3 separate regions of the Homo sapiens genome follow, and all the other regions are linked to region 3. A link is a loop called in an ENCODE intact Hi-C map of the cell type or tissue named here. Cell type or tissue: sigmoid colon. All regions are shown on one strand. Links, peaks and the distances in the headings refer to the core of each region. The heading gives the core; the rest is flanking DNA.

Region 1 (6,222 bases), core at 2,182-4,681, 370 kb before region 3:
TGCTTCATGAATCAGTATTCATCAAGCACTTATTGAGCATTTATTATATGCCACACATGATGCTGGGAGCTGATGATGCAGTGATGCAATAGGCATCTTTCCAGAAGGATCTTGCAGTCCAGCAGAGGAGCCAGATAAAATATATCATGGAACAAAAGTAGAAATGTATATATTTGCAAATAGGTGCTATGAAGGAAATAAGAAAGGGATGAAATAGAGAAAAACTAGGTGAGGTGCCCTCCTTCAGATGAAGAGATTAGGAGCCAATGATGTCCTTGGCTTGGTTCTGGACACATTCCAGGCTTGGCCATGTGAATAAGCCACGGTCCTGGAAGGAATGGCATCTTTCCCCTCTGAACATTACCAGTGAGATTCTTGGCCTGAGAATGTAGGTCCTCAGTGTTTTTGCGGCATAAGCAACATAAAACTGTCGGAGGTTGCAGAATGTGCACAGATGTTGAAATAAGTACAAATAATTAAAAGATGAAAGTGAGTCAAGCTTCCTCCAAGAACTAAATAAGGAAAGGGTTTTCCCTGATGGCTGATGAAGTAGCTAAGTGAAATATCAAAGACAAATAGCTTTTCCATTTTCTTAAAGGAGGAGGTTGTGAAAAAATTTTATTAAATATTCATTGGCATACTTGCTGCCTTTGCCTTCTCTCTGAGTTTTTGTATCTGCAACCTGTTCTGGAATCTTTCTATGAAGACAGATGAGGCAAGACTATGCAGGTGGTGGGTATTGAGATAGACACAGACCATGGAGCAGTGGGCATAGATGGAAGTGTGTATGTGGTGTGTATTTTGGACCGCGTGTCCAGGAGATCACGATGGGTGTCCTCACAAGCTTCTGAAAGGGGGTGATATGCTGGGAGGGATCACGCGATATCTTAGAATGACAGGGTGCTAGATGAGAAAAGGATCTTGAAGAGCATCTATGGGTTCAATCCCCCCCTTGTTTTCTATGCAAGAAGACTGAGGCCAGTGAGAGGAAATGATGTGCTCAGGCATGCACAGTGAGACAGCGATTGGAGCCAAGACTAGACTTCAGTGCCCTCATTTCCACCCTAGACCTGCTCCAAGACTCTATGGAGCCTTCATTGAGGAGCGTGGGAGTAGGGGTTAGTCTAAAATTGAAAAAAGAATTTGGGTCGAGTGCAGTGGCTCACAGCTGTAATCCCCACACTTTGGGAGGCTGAGGTGGGCAGATCACATGAGGCCAGGATTTTGAGACCAGCCTGGTCAACATGGCGAAACCCCATCTCTACTGAAAAAAATAAATAAATAAAAAAATTAGACAGACATGGTGGTGCACATCTGTAATACAGCTCCTCGGGAGGCTGAGGCACGAGAATCTCTTGAACCCAGGAGGCAGAGGTTGCAGTGAGCTGAGATCATGCCATTGTGCTCCAGCCTGGGTGACAGAGCAAGACTCTGTCTCAAAAAAAAAAAAAAAAAAAAAAAAAAAAGATAATTTGATTCCAGAACAGAAAGCCCTATCTTCCACCTGCTTTGGAGGCTGGAGTGATGTGGCTAATGTAGAAAAGAGATGAGGACTGGAAATATACAGCCCAGTGTGACCACTGTAGCCTCATGGCTGCAGACAGCAGGAGATCAGATGGAGGATGGGGTGAATGAGGCAATTGTTTTCCAACATCTCAAGTTGAAATTATGACCCTGGTGAGAACCATATATGTACTCATACTTTATGGGTACAATGATACTTTTATTTATTTTAATGAGATTTTCTTTTTCTCTCCTTCTCTCAAAACATTTGACTAAGTTTGTATAAAGAAGTAGGGTTAATTTATTTTGAGTGAGGACAAGGAATCCAGCATAATATTTTTTGAACCTTTGAAGGGCCATGTCATATTTCTTTTCACCCTATGCATTCTCTTGGTTTCAAGCACCGCTGGCATGTGTGTTAGTCCTGAGTCCACATTCCTCTTGTGGGTACCACTGGTTGGATAGCCATCTTCACCTCCTTCTCCCACAGTAATCTCAAACTCAAAATAATTTTTCTGTCTTGGGCTGAGTTTTCCAGAAAGTGGAGCCTGGGACAAAGACTTATGTATTGTCTTAGTCACAGTTCTCCAAAGAACAGAACCAAAAAGATGTGTGTGTGTGTGTGTGTGTGTGTGTGTGTGTGTGTATAAATATATACAAAATCTATTGTAAGGAATTGGTGCATACAATTATAGAGACTGGCAAGTCCAGAATCTGTAGGATGGGTCAGCAGGCTGAAGGCCCAAGCAGAGTTGATGTTGCAGCTTAAGTCTGACTGCCATCTGCTGTCAAATTCGCTTTTGCTTGAGGAAGGGCAGTCTTTTATTATATTTAGTCCTTCAACCAATTAGATGAGGCCCACCCACATTATGGAGGGCAATCTGTTTTGCCCAAATCCGCTGGCTTTACTGTGAATCTTATTTAAGAAATGCCTTCACAGAAACATCCAGGATAATGTTTGACCACATGTCTGGGTACCATGACCCAGCCAAGTTGACACATAATATTAACCTTCATATATGTGAATATCTTATGTAGGAAAGTGATCTCAAGGAGAAGTGAGGGAAAAGGAGCATGAAACAAGGAAGTGGGGAGATCCAAAACAATGAGGAATTCCCAGGTTGGTCATGGGAAACTGGCTGATTCAGAGGCTGGGTGGAGGAGGCATTTTTTTCCATCAGATCTCAGCCTCTACTGGTTACCTTGAAAGCAGAAATCATATCCAGTCATCTCTTCACATGCACATCACAGAAGTCTCAGCTTGAACCAAAATAGGTGCTCAGGAGGATATTTGCAGATGCGGTGCAGAAGGGACTATGCTTGGACCATTCATGGAAGGACCTCCTACCTGATACCCTGATGCAGAAGGCTGGGGAATGATCACATTATGTCCTCTGGTTGAGTTTCAGAACAGGTGAGGGCCTTGGTTATCTGGACTGTGTTAGGGATAGACTTAGCTCAACAAAGAGGGGCTGGGGAGAATCCATGTGCCTCAGTGGAGCCCCTTTCCCTTACAGTGAGGGCCTTAAGAAGCCGAAGTGTAGTTTAAGCAGAAGCTGAGTTCTTGAGATTCTATCCAGGGGAGGTTAAGTGTTGGCCCGTTTCCTGAAGAGCCAGTGCTTCTAGGTTCTGAGAATTTGTTCCCTAATCTCTGCTTACAGGACTCCAGGCGGCTGGAGTCTGCATGAAAGGGGCCTTTGTCTGATATGGGAATGGTTTTTGGGGCTAATCTCTCCTTGGATGCATTTTAATTCACTTTAATGACTCTGCCTCCTGTCAGGCTTTTCTTCTGTGAGGGGGGTTTGTTAAAGAGATTAGGAGGAGTGAACATGAGCCCCTGAATCTCGCCTTCCTCTGAGGTTGCTGTTACAGGAAAAATAGTGTTCTGCAAAATGTATTAGGATGCTCTGGGAGCCAGTGGGGAAGGAGCAGAGTGGAGAGTAGGAAAAATATATATCTAATAAACACACTCACATATAAACACTCTGCATGTACTTACACCAAGCACGTTCACCAGCCTGCTGCCGTTTCCCCCAGCCCCCACCACCAGTGGTGGGAGTCGAAGCAGACAGGACAGAATGATGTCATCCCTAGGACACTGTCCTTTCTCTTGTCTCTCTCTCCCTCTCCTCTAGTTCTGTATAAACACAGCTGTTTGTGAGGAATGCTGGCTTGGGAAAACATAAACTGTCTGCATTAATGACCTTTCCTCCCTGCCAAACACCCCTTCCTACTGAACGTGGGAGACTGGAATGCTTTCAGCCCAGCAGGCCCATTGTCTTCATGTCTGCAACACCAGGTTTTTTAGCTTTCTGCTTGGGCCTGGGGTGACCAGACTCAGGGACCGTACAAAGCCCAGCAGGGCAGACAGAAGTTCATCAGCACTCTGGTTGCAGGTGATACTTCAGACCACCTGTGAAAGATTCCTAGGGGACTGCAGAGAGGGGAGGAGGGCGTCTCTTTTCTGGGCTTGGGGAATGCAGGGTGGAGGTTGGAGGGATAGCAGGGATCCACAGTGGATACAGGTGCTCCCTGATCTGCCAACTTTGCCCACTGGGAAGCCAAGGGGGAAGAAAATAGCAATGGTGGGCTTTGGCCCTCTACTTAGTGTCAAGCTATCGAACTGGGCATTAAGGGCAACCCCACCCTCATCATAGCAACTCACCCCAGCTTCCACTGCATTTACAGTCGCCATTTGGGACCAAGAGCCTTTTATCCTTTCAAAGAGTAGAACACAGGGGCAGCTAAAGGGAGAACCCAAGCTTGAACTCATGCAGTCCAGTTTCTTTTGAAATCCCACAGTACTGTGGTCCATAGTAATTTATTGACGGTGATTTTCCATTTCCAGATGGTGACCTTGGGGCCTTGGAGGTTAGGATGGTTTTTATTCAAGCTACTGAACTTGGCATTTTGGCTGAGTACATGTTTGCTTCCTGGCCACTTGCCCCCAGCCCAGTCTACTAAATCTCTCTCTGTGTCCCACTTTCTTACGTGGTTTTGTGACCACAGCTGCAAAGAAGTAATGACTGCTCTCTGGGCCTCCCTTTCCAAGGGTCAGGCACCTTAGATGGGGCCCAGGACAGCTGCCATTGTGGAATGAATGGGATTCAGTGCCAGAAAGGTGGGGGTGGGTGGGGAGCTAACAGTCTTCTGAAGTCTCCTCTTGGGTTTCCATGGGGAGAGAAGACAAGCCTTCACCCACGTATTCATGCTAAGTACAAATCACAGAGACATACCATTGGGCTACTGGTTACCTCTCTTGCCTACAAGTTGCCAAGAAAAATGCAGGTCTATAACCCACACTTACGGACTACCTGCTGTGTGTTGGGCAGGGTACTAGATGCTTTGCATCTGTTCCAATTTTATCCTTGCAACAACACAGTGTTATTAGGTAGTGCTATTTTATATTTAACAATGAAGAAATTGAGAAAGGTAGTTTCAGAAACACTATTCAATGAGTCAGTGATGAAGCCAGGATTCACACCACTTTGAATTTTAATGTCTATCCATTCCAGGAATTCAGAAGGAGATTGAAGAGGTAGCAATGAACACAATAAACCAGATAGATAGACAAAGGCGGCAATTGCCTGTGTGAGGTGATTTGAGGGATAAAAACAACATCCCTCACCTTCCCAAATATTCCTCTTACAGCCTGAAATCTATTACAGTCATTCCTTTGAGTTAAGCATTGCCCTCTGATTTTGCTGTGTTTTTGAATGCAAATATTTTTAGAGAGAAAATCATTTGGCAATTAAAATGCTTTATTAAAAAATCCTCATTTTCTTTTAAAATGTTTTACTTTCAATTAATTGTATTCCTTGTAAGGTAATACTTAACAGAAAGTAGTTTGTATCAGAAAAAATGACTGGGGGGGGGACCTCTTAAGGGAGTTGAGAAGTGTTAATCTTTGACATTTACTATTATAAGTGCATTTTAAGTAATTCCTAGAAACTGATAAAATCTGTTAGGAGCAAAGGATCTCTCTCTCTCTTTTTTAAGTAGTAGAAAATTGTACCCTTCTGATCTGAAAAAGAGATAGACATGGCTGTTAACTTTCTGAGATATACCCACATAATTGTAATCCCTTGGGATTCTGCTTCAAGGAAAGAAAAAGAAGGAATTTGAAAGATAGGTCGGGCTGAAGCTTCAAACATTAAAAGATGAGATGATATTGGTAAAAGCACTTGGACGAACCCTAGAGTTAAATGAATAGCAGCTATTATTATTCCTCCTAAGAATTATATTGACAATGAAGGAAGAAAATGAAAGAAATAATTTCCTAAGGCAGTATTTCCCAAGAGCTTTCTGCAGACCCCTATGTCTTGGGTTTTTAATATGTGCTACATGAATGCAGTGTTTTCTGGTTAACCACACTTGGAAAACACTGGGTTAAACAAAGTTAAGCATGTTTCTTTACTATAGGAGTTATCAGAACTTTTAAGATATAGGTGTGCATGGTAATTCTCCCAGGGGGTAGACAGTATAGTATAGAGGATTTCCTAAATCTATTTGACCAGCATAGAATCCTTTTTTGAGGAGTGGGGGATGGGGGTGGCATCTCATAAGACCAAATATTCCCTGGAACATAGTTTGAGAAACACAGGTCTAATCAATAGTCATGCTGGCTATAAGAGCTTTTGACACTAAGATGTCTTGAGGCCTTAGAAAAGCAGGGCATTATATTCCCAGTTAAGAGGGGACAGGGAGTTATAGATGTAC
Region 2 (6,222 bases), core at 1,469-3,968, 81 kb before region 3:
ACATAGTTTAAGAGTGACGTTGACCTTCTTCTGCTGGCTCTGGAGCTAGCCAGGAAAAACAGCAAGAAAGGAATGAGAGGAATGAGAGTTAGCAGGTTACTGGTCTGCAAGATGTCCTCAGGGGGGTTTGGGGTTGGTGCAATGGTGAGGGCAGCCAGGGAAGTTCCTAGGCCTATTGTCTTCTGCCAGTGCCCCTGCTAATCGCTGAGAAAACTCCCCTGAGCCACATGCAACGATGAAGTAGGTAACAAATCATCCACATCTCTGCATAAGGCAGTTTTGCCACTGAAGGTGTTATTTTTTTACAGTTGTCTAGTTTAATATCTCTTTGGTAATGACGGATGTGCAAGGAGTGGCAGGAAACTTTACCTAATGGTGGCAGGACAGGGTGAGTGTGTGTGTGTGTGTGTGTGTGTGTGTGTGTACATATCCACCACCCCCAACACATGGGCCCCTCGAGAGCTTCCTCACCTCTCATTCTCCTTTTCAGAAAGTTCTAGACCTGTGAATAGCACATTATGCTATGTTGCTTTATTGTATCACTGTCTATAATGACATAATTCACATACTAGCTAAATCTTTTAGTAATTCAGGATAAGCCTTTTTCTCCCTAAATAGTTGTTAACATCTGGAAGGCTTTACAGCCTTTTCCAGATCTTTTGTGCCCTTTCATGCATGGCATAGTTCTGGGCATATGGGGACTACTCAGCGGATATTTGTGAATAGGCTCATTAAGCAACTTTATTACCTGATATTGATAGAATTCTATAATTTTCACTACACTATGACGTTGAAATGAATCCTAAGGGCTTATAGCCAAATCGGGAGAGACTGTGCACAGCAGTCCACTTCTTATGGCATTCTGTGTGTGCGTATAAGTGGACACACCAGGCCGCGCTGTTGAGTAGATGCGCAGGGGTGGCTGGATGGACTGCCTGGTGACTTTTTCCTTAAGCACTCAACCGAATTGTCTAACTCCTAAGTGGGTGATGAGGCAGGAGAACAGTGTCTGGAGGCAGGGAACCTAAGGCTGTTTCACGCTGACTTCCTAGAACTAACTTGAAAACCCTAACTTTCCACGCCTAAGTAACAAAAGGACCAGAGGCTACTCCCTTTGACCTTTTCTGCCGGGCAGATGAGAAATTGGCTGTCCACCACAAATCAGACTGATTGCAGGTCTAGTCTTTTTTCGCATAGAAATATAACTTTGTAACTTCACCTTAGCCTCTGATTGGTTGTTTTTTGCAACCAATCGGATGTTTGCACAGGAGTGTGACCTTTGTAACTTCATTTCAGTCTCTGGTTGGCTGCTTTCTGCAGCCAATCAGAGTGATTGCCGGCTACCGCTTCATTTACTTCAGGTGAGCATGAAGTGGCCAATGGGAAACTTCTAGGGGGTATTTGGACCCAAGAAGATTTCTGTGTCTGGGCCCTTGAGCCACTGCATGGGTCCGCTTCCACACTGTGGAGTGTACTTTCGTTTTCGATAAATCCCTGCTTTCGTTCTTTTGTTGCTTCATTCTTTCTTTGCTTTGCTGGGCATTTTGTCCAGTTCTTTGTTTAAAATGCCAAGAACCTGGACAAGTTGAAGTCACAACCCTCTACCGGTGACAGTGGCATATGTTTAATGTAAACACAATGTTAATAAGAACTAACATTTATTGAGCACTTATTATGTGCCAGACACATCCCAGGCTCTTTCCATTAATTAAATCCTTGCCACAAACCCTGTTGTTATCCCTGTGTTAGAGAGAAGAAAGGCTGCCCAGCCCCTGACTTCTTGTGAGGTGCATGCCTGTCTTTGAACCCAGGGAGCCTGGATACCGAGCCCCAGCTTTTAATCCCTGAGCTGTTGAAGAAAAATACATTTGTTCATGTTCGTATGTTATCTCTTGATCTGTCTCGAATAGATATGAAAAAAAATTTTTTTTATTTTGTTGTGCTCTCTGACCATAGTGTCAAGCAAGTATAGGGCCAATGTTGGGCACCGGCTTGGGATGTAGAGCTGTTGTTCAGCAGCTTGAATCTATGCACACAGAAAGCATGCTCAGAAAGGAACATATTACCCATTAAAGATGAAATGAGGCTAATGGACTGCTTTTGGGAAAAGATGAAATGTGGTCACAATGAAAGAATAGGGGCATGACCATAATTAATGAAGTAATAATCACTTTTGAGCTTAAATAAGACCTAGTTCTTTGATTACAAGTGCTACCATTTGAAGAGAGCTGGCAGGGCCCCTTGGCCTGTGGTCAATATTAGTAAAACTGTTTCATCTTAATGTTGCAGTTATGCTTGATCAATTTATCTGCCATTTCCAAAGAACTTATGAGGTTTTCTTCTTCCTGTCTTTGTGCTTTCAATTGGTTTTAATCAGAGGCGAGATGCTGATTCAGCTTCTAGTTTGAATTTATTCAGCTGGTGCAAAGATTCCGTGACAGGATTGCATTTACATTTTTATCACTGTCTCTTAAACCTGAATAATTTATCCTGTTCTTGCCAACCCTCCCCCAGTCATCGTACAAAACCAGAAAGGAGTTCTTGCTTTTATAATCAAACTTATTTTGGATGTGCCTGGGTTTTGTCATGGACTTCTGACACCCTCTCTTTTTCATCAGGGCGAAGTTTACAGGAAAGCATTTTCTTTTCTTCCTGCTGATTAATTCAGCTTAGATTTGTCAGAGGTTTATTTGTATGGACTCCTTGTCAAAGCATGTGGATTCTACAACAAATTAACTGGTTATTAAATTAAAGATTTCTGGTTAAGAATCTGTTGTGTACCATGGAGTCTTCTTTCCTGGACAATTTCACTATTTAAATGTGGGAATGATTGTCTTGATATAACCAACAAATTATGTTCATGGAAAGAAATGTTTCCCGTCATACCAATAACTGAGATGTTACTGGTTATATATACATATACATGCTCAGGCATACACTGGTGTATCAGACCTGAATAAAATTATTCCATCTCTTTGTCTGTTAAGAAAAAACAGAAATGAATAAATGCATGTCCATGCACATGCACAGCTATTCAAGTCAAGGCATTTTAGTGTAGGATGTTAGAAATACATGAGTGTTTCCTCGAACTGGAAAAAACCCCACTTAATTTATTATTTTATGAAAAGATTCACCTTGGGGCCCATTAAAGAGCTCCTTTTGTATATTTAAAATAGATTTTGAATTACCAAAACCTTAAGAATTACTCTGTCTCTTTAAGGGATCTGCTTTAGGGCTAAGGCATATTGGGATTTATGACTCTAAGAGTGGTATTAAAATATTCAACTGAATGTTAGCTGATATGTTTCCTTCCCCACCCCAGGCTGCAACTTTCCCAGGGGATCTGAAGCCTGTAGCACATTGGGCTGTAGAGATTTTAACTTCCCAGTTCTAATAGGTTTCCAGATGGAAAATTATATTTCTTTCTGGGAGAGATTAATGAGCGAACAACAATGGTGTCATGGTTAATTTTATGTGTCAACTTGGTTAGGTTATGATGCCTAGTTGTTTGGTCAAACCCCACTGTGGATGTGGCTATGAATGTATTTGTGGGTGTGATTAACATTTAAATCAGTAGACTTTGACTAAAGCAGATTCCTTTACTCAAATAATGCAGGTTAATGTGGGTAAGTCTCATCCAATCCTTTGAAGGCCTGAAGAACAAAGAGTGAGGTTTCTGGAAGAAGAAAATTTTACCTCAAGCCTGCAATGTAGAAATTCTGCTTGAGTTTCCCGCCTGCTGGCCTGCCCTGTGGAATTCGGAGTCAAGAAGGTAATGTAACTCTTGCCTGCATGTTCAGCCTGCTGACTTATTCTACAGATTTCAGACTTGCCAACTGGCACAGTTGCATGGGGAGTTCCTTAAAATCTCTCTCTCCCTACCTTTTCCCATCCCTCCTTTTGTTCTGTTTCTATGGAGAACCTTGACTAATACAAATGGCAGTCAGTCTTCCTGCTCAGCACCTGCTGAGAAATGATACACCTTGTGCCAGCAAAGAAGGCTGGGGTCTCTCCCCTCAACATACTGTCTTTCCTTTTAATGAAAATGTTTGGTGTACTTTTCTGTTGTCATATCTAAACTGCAATTTGTAGCAGCTGATTTTCAGTGGGAAATTGTGAGATTTTTTGTCATTTCCTAGGACAAATCCTGACATCTTTGAACTCTGTTCCCATACCACCTCTTCCATGAAGCCTTCCCTGAGAACCCTCCCCATCACTTTCCTAAGGCTGCATTGGGTTTCCCTCTTCTATGTTCCCATAGTACCATCTACATGGATGTCCTTATCACTGTGTTTAGCATGCTGTATTATAAATATTTTATGTATGTCTTTTTCTTTCACTAATCTGAGCTCTTTAAGGCTGGGATTAGATTTTATGTTTGTGTCCTTGGTGGATAGCATAGCATCTGCCTAGAGTGAATGAAAGGAAGGTTTTCTATTAATGTTTCCATGTAATCTCTAGAAGATTCTCTCTAAAATCCTGGGATGGATTGGAAAGAGCATAAACATTTAAGTCAGATAGAAAGGTCGGGAGTTGGAGACCAGCCTGGACAACATGGCAAAATCCCATCTCTACTAAAAATATATATATAAATTAGCCAGACATGGTGGCACATGCCTGTAGTCTGAGCTACTTGGGAGGCTGAGACAGGAGAATCACTTGAACCTGGGAGGTGGAGGTTGCAGTGAGCTGAGATTGCACCACTGCACTCCAGCCTGGGTGACAGAGTGAGACTCCATCTCAAAAAAAGAGCAATGTCCTTCTTCCAGTTACCTCACTTTCTAACCAAGAGCTAGTCTTTCAACTTCTTAGGCATTCCTTTTTGATTCTGTAAAATGGAAATGATAAATTCTACCTGACTTATTGGATTATCTTAAGAATTAAGTGATGTAAGTGATCTGATATTCCAGTAAATGAGAGGTGTTATTTCCTCCTTCTACATCACTAAGCATTTGTTCCAGAACACTTATTTTAAGTTCCCTGAAGTTGAATCTGGAAAACAAACCAGTGATCTCTGGCTGTGCCCTAAGTTCCTACATCTTCCTTTTCTTACTAAGAAGAGGGCATGGGCACACTGGGTCCTGACTCAGCTCTTGTTCAGAACAATCTCTCATTCCAACTAAAGAAGGCTCCCTGGGGTCTCTCACTTGGGCCACCCAACTGAGTGCCAGCAGTGTCTAATTTTCAAGGCAGAGCAATTATTTTGTTTGCTCTCAGAGATCCCCTAGATTAGTGATTCTCAATGTGGTAATGATTTTGTCCCCTCAGGGGACATTTGGCAATGTCTGGAGATATTTTTGATGCCACAGCTGGGGTTGGTGAAATGCTACTGGCATCTAGTGTGGAGAGCCAGAGATATTGCTCAATATCCTACAATGCACAGCCCATCCCTAGACAACAAGGAATTGTCTGATCCAAAATGTCAATAGTGTTGGGTTTGAGAAACTCTGCTCTAAGTAATACAAAATTGACACTTTTATCTTCAATACACAAAGGAAGACGAAACAAGTCACAACTATACATCAAAAGAAAATTCCCTAGTAAATGTATTCATCTGCCTTTCTATTTCCAGACTTGACCACTACTTATTTATTCTCACTCTACACTAACATCATTATCTTAAATAATAGAGTTGTGTTACTGTAAAGCTAGGTGATATGAAACAAGGCAGCAGCTGTCTTTGGCAAGTCTGGCTCTGCAACTTTCTAGTCATGTGACCCTGGGCAAGTATTTTAACCCTTTCGATGCTCAAGTGCTGCATCTATAGGATGGAAATACTAATATTATCTATTTCACAGGAGTCTTGTAAGCATTAACTGAGATAGTATATGAAGAGTGCTTTTGCACCGAGTGAACCTTCAATCAACTGTACTAGTTTGTATGCCTGGAAGAGCTGCTATATGGGATCAGAAAGAAAAATAAGGTATGGTGATTGCTCATTAGGTGAAAAGTACAGCCTGGTCAGGGGGCACTCAGTGATCACCTGTGGGTGTCATTGTATGGACTTGCCTCCTATGTCCAACACAGTGAGGATGCGTCATCTCTAGAAAAGGGAGATTTAGTCAGGTGAGAGCCACATCAGTACAGTAATATTTTAAAGGGCTGAGGAAAAAGGTAGAACATGTAGAAAATAATTCCTTTTTCCATTCCTATCACCAGCAGCACACCCACATTCCCGTATTCTAATGATACTCAAAAATCCAGAGTGGGAGATTTGCTTAG
Region 3 (6,222 bases), core at 2,063-4,562:
GACCTTGAGGGAAGCTCCAGAGACGGCCTATGGCATGGTGAGGACAAAGAGGGCAGTCATAGCAGCTGGCCAGGCCATCAGGGAATCCACCTTGCAATCAACAAGGTGACACAAGTCCCATTCAAATTATCCTCACAACCTTTTAGTTTTCTAGCCCTGGAGCTCTCTTCATCTGTCATACTTGGTTTTGACTACATAGTAACTGCCACAAGAATGGGAAATAGTAAAAAGAGATGGACCTCAGAATCAAAAGTGATTGAATTCAAATTTAATTCGGCCTAAATATAGCTAATGAAATGTAGTCACTAATTTTGCAAGGTTGACCAGTCTCATATAGTCCTAATATAAATACAGGAGAGTTGTTTGGATCAGGGGATTGTGTTGCCCTGATCATTTCCTTGGCTTTCTCCCTTCCCTCACTGGCTGCTTCCTCACTGCAGATTTGCCCAACATACATGCATAGACACCACACAGAGGATACCCTTTCTTTCTCCCACTTGTCAGCTAAACCTTCTCCCTTTCCCTGAAGTGATTCTCTACCATCACCATCTCTCAAAAATCATGCTAAGTTGCAACAATTGTTTTTATTTTGTTCCCATAAATGAGATATTAACAGTTCAGGTCTCTAAGGTCTTTCATTTCAATCAATAATACATATTCCTGAAATTCTAAATATAAGTGGCCTCTGACTTTACATTTCTCAAGTCTTAGACAAGTATGCATGCAGTCTATAAACAGACTATGTGTGTGTATGTGTCAGAGAGACTACACGTGTGTATGCATATTATATACATGTATGTATTGAGAGACAATGACACATATGATCAGTCAAGAGTAGAAATATATTTTCTTCTACTCCTTCACTCTCCCACCACTTTTGTCTCTGGGACAAAAGCTTTGCCTCCATCCCCGCTTGCTCACATCCACCCCTCCCTTCTTTCACTCTGACTTCTAACCGTTTTTCTCCCCATTAACGCCCCCCACCTTCATTTTAAACCCAGTTTTATCTGGATCCTCTCAAGGAATTGCACTGTGATAGTCAGTGCAGAGACCCAGCCTCCAGGCTAAACTCTGGTGTGTCATTTAGTTACTAAGGACATTAATCTTCCTCCTTAGTTCTCTCTTAAGGATTATTTAAATTGGGCAGATTGAGAATCCATCTATTTCTTTAAAGTCCAGTCCATGAATAGCTGTTAACACAATGCTAGAGTTTAAGGCATTAAGCATGTACCTGCAAGTACTTTGCAGTTCTTCATTTCCTTCCCTCTGGGAGTGCTTTCCAGTAGACAGGGGGAGGGGAGGGAGCAGAGCCTAAGTAAGCTGATTTATCTGGAAAAGCACTCCTCTCCATCTTTGCCATTTTAATAAAGCTTAGCTTGGGGAAAGATTTGGAGGCCTTCAGGAGCAGGTCCGTTAAAACAATTGAGGAGTGTGTGAAACACAGCTCAGGCTCTGCATCCCAGTCTTCAAACTGACGTCACCTCATAAATCCACAGGCACAGCCTGGACCCATCAGCGAGCTGCTTTTTCAGGAGATTAATTATTTGTTCAGACAGGGGTCAGGTGGAGGGTCTTTGAAAGATTCCTTCAGTGTTTTGCCCCACCCCCCTCTCATGGGGGTGAAAAATGGAACTCTCTGTACAGCCAAGATGTAGAAAGAACACTGCGTGCAGAATCAGAAGGGACGTGTGCAGCGTTTGACCCACACTGCCCAATTAAGACAAGAGGGGACTGAGGGGCCAGAGAAGTGAAGGGGCTGTGCATTGGCTCTCCTTACCTTGCTGTCCTAAGGTTATAGGTTTCCAATTTGTCCCCAGGGCAGACTTCAGTAAGGCTGAAAATGCAATAAATTGAGAAAGGCATGGCGTTAGGGGAAGCCATCTGACAGAAGGACATTTGGACAGTGTCTGCAATCCAAGGGGGTCATGGAGGCTCTGGGAGGCCTCACTGTCAGCCCTGGAGCAGAGGTTTCTTTCCAGGAAGTGCCGGGCTTTGCACATCAACCACCTGGATATGTCTCTGGGGAATCACTTAGACACACTCAAGAACAGCAATCACTTAACAAAAAGCAGAAGAGAGGGAAAAAGGCTGAGGTGCAGCAGTTGTCAAATGCATGAGAGTTTCCAGAAGGAAGATTGCAAAGGCTCTGTACTCTCAGGGCAAGATAATGGGAAGGGAGATTTTCTGAGAAAGGGGGTAGGGATTGATTAAACTGGAGTTAGTCAGAAAGGTACTCAAATTTTGTTCACCCATTTTAGGAAAGTTTTAAACAGTGGTTTGTTAGTAAATGGTTAAAAACTGTTCGTGGCGGAGGTGGGAGGTCGGTGGGGTGGCTGTTCTACTTATCATCTGCTGATTTCTGTGGTGTAAATACTCCCTTTGACCCTGATTTCAAGCACCAATGTGAGGTCACTGAATGTGGAGTTGGGAAGAGATGGGAAAAATAGGCTCTTCTGAGCTGGTGCAAGCTGGCTCCAGCTCACCCCTGGTTGTAATAAATATGCTAACAGGGTTCCTAAAGAATGTTCTCAATTCTCGTGCCCTAAGAGGCTACATGGTCCAGCTAAAGGTGCTGGAAGCCAGTCCTAGTGTCAATTTCTTCCTGCCATCCAATCCCAGCTATCAGTTGACAATTTGTGCACTTTTCTCTATTTCCATAAAAAGTTGAAATATTAAACAGTGCAAAATAAAGAAGTCTTGTTATCCCCTGCAATTACAAATGTATAAAATTTGACATCCTCAATTCTCATCATCATTTCTCTAATAGTTCTTGTCTTTGATAAGGCACAGGATTGGGTTGTGTTGTCAGTGAGCAAAAAGAGGAACTGCAGACTGCAACTGTTGGAACTGCAACTAGTGTGCGGTCCCCTATTTGAAGACATGGAAAGAGAAAGCCTAGCTCTTCTTTCAGCTACAGGGCCTGATCTGCGCAGCCTGATGGGAATCAGAGAGTTCTGGAACGCAGCTCCTTTCATAGCCCTTGGCTCCTCTGCACGCCCCAAATAAACACAGATTGTCAGTAGTGGTTTCAGATGAATACCCCTGCAAATGCTGGCATAGCAGGCTGGGGCAGCCACGGGTCTTACCCTCCAGGGAGGGAGCCCGGAGCAGGACTGCCACGCAGAGATGCAGTTGAAGAGGGGAAGGGGAGGGGGTCTATGAAAGCCAATGGCAGAGCCCTGTGGTTTGGCAGTTGGCCTGGGAGCCCTGGAGCCTTCTGGGAAAAAGCCAGGAGGGGAGGACAGAGTGAGGGAGAAGGGGTGGGGGAACTGCTTCTCAGGGTTGGGCTGGCTGCTGCGCCTGTCAGGGCCAGAATTGTCGGCTCTCTTCTGGAGTGACTTACTACATACAGAGAGGAGGAAAATGAACTAAGGTGCACTGGGCAAGTCACAGCCAGGATTTCCCTCCAATCTCACAATAGGGCTATGAGGCAGATTTTCATCACCATTTCTCAAATGGGGAAACTGAGGCCCCACAGGTAAGAGGATTGGCCTGTGCCACACTAATATTAATGGCTAAAGGTGAGATTTGATTTCACCCTTTCTGCACCCAAGGCCCTGATCTCCCCTTGGTTTTATGCTCCTTTTTGGCACCTCTACATCAAACCCTTTGGCTCCACCAGCCAATCTAGTGTGACACTTATTTGTCTGATTTTAGTTTGTTTCACCGTTTTGTAAACAGGTCCCTTGGTTGTTGAAGGGGCTGTCCAGGCTGACTGTGGTGGCCCCCTGTGAGGACAAGGGAAGGGACTCTTGGCCTCCAGCTTGTCTGTGTGGCCAGGATCGATGTGCTCCTGGAATCCACACCAGAGAATCTTAGCTGTGTCGGCACAGCCAGGACGTAAGTGCCATCCTCCTGCCAGAAGATTGTTAATAACACCAACAATTTCTTCGACTTCTGGCTGTGGATACCAGCAGCCTGTGTTAAGTCAACTGTGTGTCCTCACTAGCATGTTGGCGCGGGTCAGCTGCTCAGTCATAAATCCAGACATGTCTATCTATCTGTCCATCAGTCCTTGTGGCCACACTGCCCTTCAGATCTTTCCTGCACAAACATGAAACTTAACACGAACTCCTCACAAGGGCACTCAGCCCTTGGCTTTCACTTGGAATAAACAGGCAGGTCTCTAGATGCAAACACCCTGCCCAAAGTGAAACGCAGCCAGCACGGCCACCTGCTCCCTCCCCTCTTGCACTCCTCACACTTTCTGGGTCCCTCCCCACTGCCATTTTGTTATTCTCTATTCAAATGTCAAACACTAAAGTTCCTAGTTGTTTTAATAACTTCTGCTGAATTTCTACAGTTTTAATAAAGTATTCTGTTTCCATTATTGATAAGATGATGGCTTTCCTGGCTGGGAGAGTCAGTAAGAGATTTTTCTCTCACTTGAGCAGGTCTATTTTATCATCTTGCAAATAGGAATACTGTACATGGACTTCCATAGATGACAGTGATGCTACCACCCACTAATAATGATAATAAATGTTAGCTGCTACTGCAGCCACTGCTACAGCAGCCACTGCTACAGCTAACGTTTATTGAGCACTTACTATGTGCTGGGCAGTATGTATTAAATGCTTTATAAAGATTAAGTATTTGATCCTCACAATAACCCCATGAAGTAGAGCCCGTTATTTTCTCCATTTTCGTAAGAAGAAAATGAGATTCAGATGAGTTAAGTTGCAACTTACTTAAGTTTCCAAAACTAATAAATAATAAATCTGGTGCCAGAATTTGTTTTTGACCACTTTTCTATAGTGATATGAACCCCAAATATGCATGTGTATGCATGTACAAAATTAAGCTTCACTATATAAAGTGGTCATTTCAAAGGTCAGAAACTGTTCAATATCAGCAATTTCATGATTCAACCTAAAACACTTCGGCCAGAATTTTCTGAATGTGGCCACCAGACTTGATTATCCTTAGACTTTGGTGCCTTTCCTAGAACAGGCCCTCAGTCAGTAAATGTTTTCTGAGCATAAGAGTGAGGAATTGAGTGGGTGCAGGAATGACAGAGAGGGGTGTGAATGATCACAAGCAAAGGCAAGTTTCAGTTGCAGGGGGAATGAGTTTCAGGGGGCACAGCAAAGGGTGTGGGCATGTGCGTGTGTACATGTGTGTCCAAGGACCTGTGCCAGTGGTGGGTGGGTGCAAGCCCCTTTAAAAGCTACACTCTGTTATTATCTTCCCTGTGGAGTGATGTGACTACTCACGTTTCCATCCATCCTATATTTCTCATGGCTGCCACAACATAGTACCTTCAAAAGAAATAATCGAATAGACATTCTTTTGAAGAAAGTGTTATAGGCTTAGCCAACTCCCATAACTCCTTTCTAATACCAGTAACCTAGGTTGAGAGGGTGTTGGTTTCAATTCAATGGGAATTGATTTGAGAGCGAATCATCCCGTGGTCAGAGCCCCCGGAATCAATCTGTCCTCTCATCTCACTTTTGCTTTCTCTTTCTTCTCATTATCTGTTAGGATGAAAGTAGTGTAAACCTGATTCTCCTTTGTAATCTCCACAGCTCAGGGGACCTGGTAGGGAGGGGAGGCCGGAGGTGCTGGAGAAGAGTGTGAGGGAGAACGAGGAGCCTTGGGGTGGGCACCAGGCTCTCTGGGAGGAAGGCGCATCGGGAAGGCAGGTGCAGCCCAACCTTGCCAGATGGGATGTTCAAGGCACCCAAGGAGCAAGGACACCAAACCCTAAGATCCAGAAAGCAGGAAGGCAAAGCTTAGAGCTTCATTTATCTTCCCTGGGACGCCTTTGGACATGATTCAGGAAAGAGAAGGAATAAAGTCAGCACAAAGGTGTGAAAGGTGGGTCAGATACCAAGGGGGAGCAATATGTAACAGAGGACGGAAAACATACCCTCTGCTCACCCCTGCAAAGCAAGGTCACCATATGCTTTAATTTTGTGTCGCACACTTCTGTCTATAAAAATGTTTTTAATACATCTGCAAATAAATGGATGTTAATATTTGAATAATATACACATTTAGTACCATGACGATATACTATGTACATTATGAAACAGACGCAAAAATATAAATTAAAAATTGATAAGATAAAAATAAGTAAGAAAAGAAGTTATATTTTCTTTCCACACTCCCAAGGAATCATCTCATGTACCTCTGAGGTGAACTCACATCGTTCTGCAGGCCTTTGGGTTAGAACAGTGCTGCCAATAGAAATATAATGCAAATTGCATATGTAATTTA

The links. Peaks named below come from ENCODE experiments on the same cell type or tissue, not always from the same donor. Only the 100,000 strongest peaks of a DNase experiment are listed, where the experiment ranks them.
Region 1: a loop joins it to region 3, with 2.9 times the contacts of the local background. A loop is called at or near these places in 2 of 110 quality-filtered maps.
Region 2: it touches region 3 in a loop (2.2-fold over the local background); 4 of 110 quality-filtered maps call a loop at or near these places.

What each region holds. Positions count from the first base shown.
Region 1 is chr2:217,619,846-217,626,067 of GRCh38, reverse strand. The region is part of intron 2 of DIRC3 (disrupted in renal carcinoma 3); the gene reads left to right. Among named protein-coding and RNA genes, the nearest start is that of DIRC3, 170 kb to the left of the region's middle. In sigmoid colon, for the core only: no CTCF peak of the experiment used is centred there; a DNase peak (open chromatin) is centred at 3,537; H3K27ac peaks cover 1,674 bases.
Region 2 is chr2:217,325,547-217,331,768 of GRCh38, reverse strand. All of the region lies in intron 4 of DIRC3-AS1 (DIRC3 antisense RNA 1), which reads right to left. DIRC3 (disrupted in renal carcinoma 3) reads left to right here. Exons shown (of 13, transcript NR_186301.1): 9 at 3,617-3,772; 10 at 5,799-5,923. Among named protein-coding and RNA genes, the nearest start is that of DIRC3-AS1, 46 kb to the right of the region's middle. RefSeq lists an enhancer at 1-83. In sigmoid colon, for the core only: no CTCF peak of the experiment used is centred there; a DNase peak (open chromatin) is centred at 2,520.
Region 3 is chr2:217,245,474-217,251,695 of GRCh38, reverse strand. It overlaps the pseudogene RN7SKP43. Among named protein-coding and RNA genes, the nearest start is that of DIRC3-AS1, 34 kb to the left of the region's middle. In sigmoid colon, for the core only: no CTCF peak of the experiment used is centred there; DNase peaks (open chromatin) are centred at 3,215 and 3,885; H3K27ac peaks cover 1,145 bases.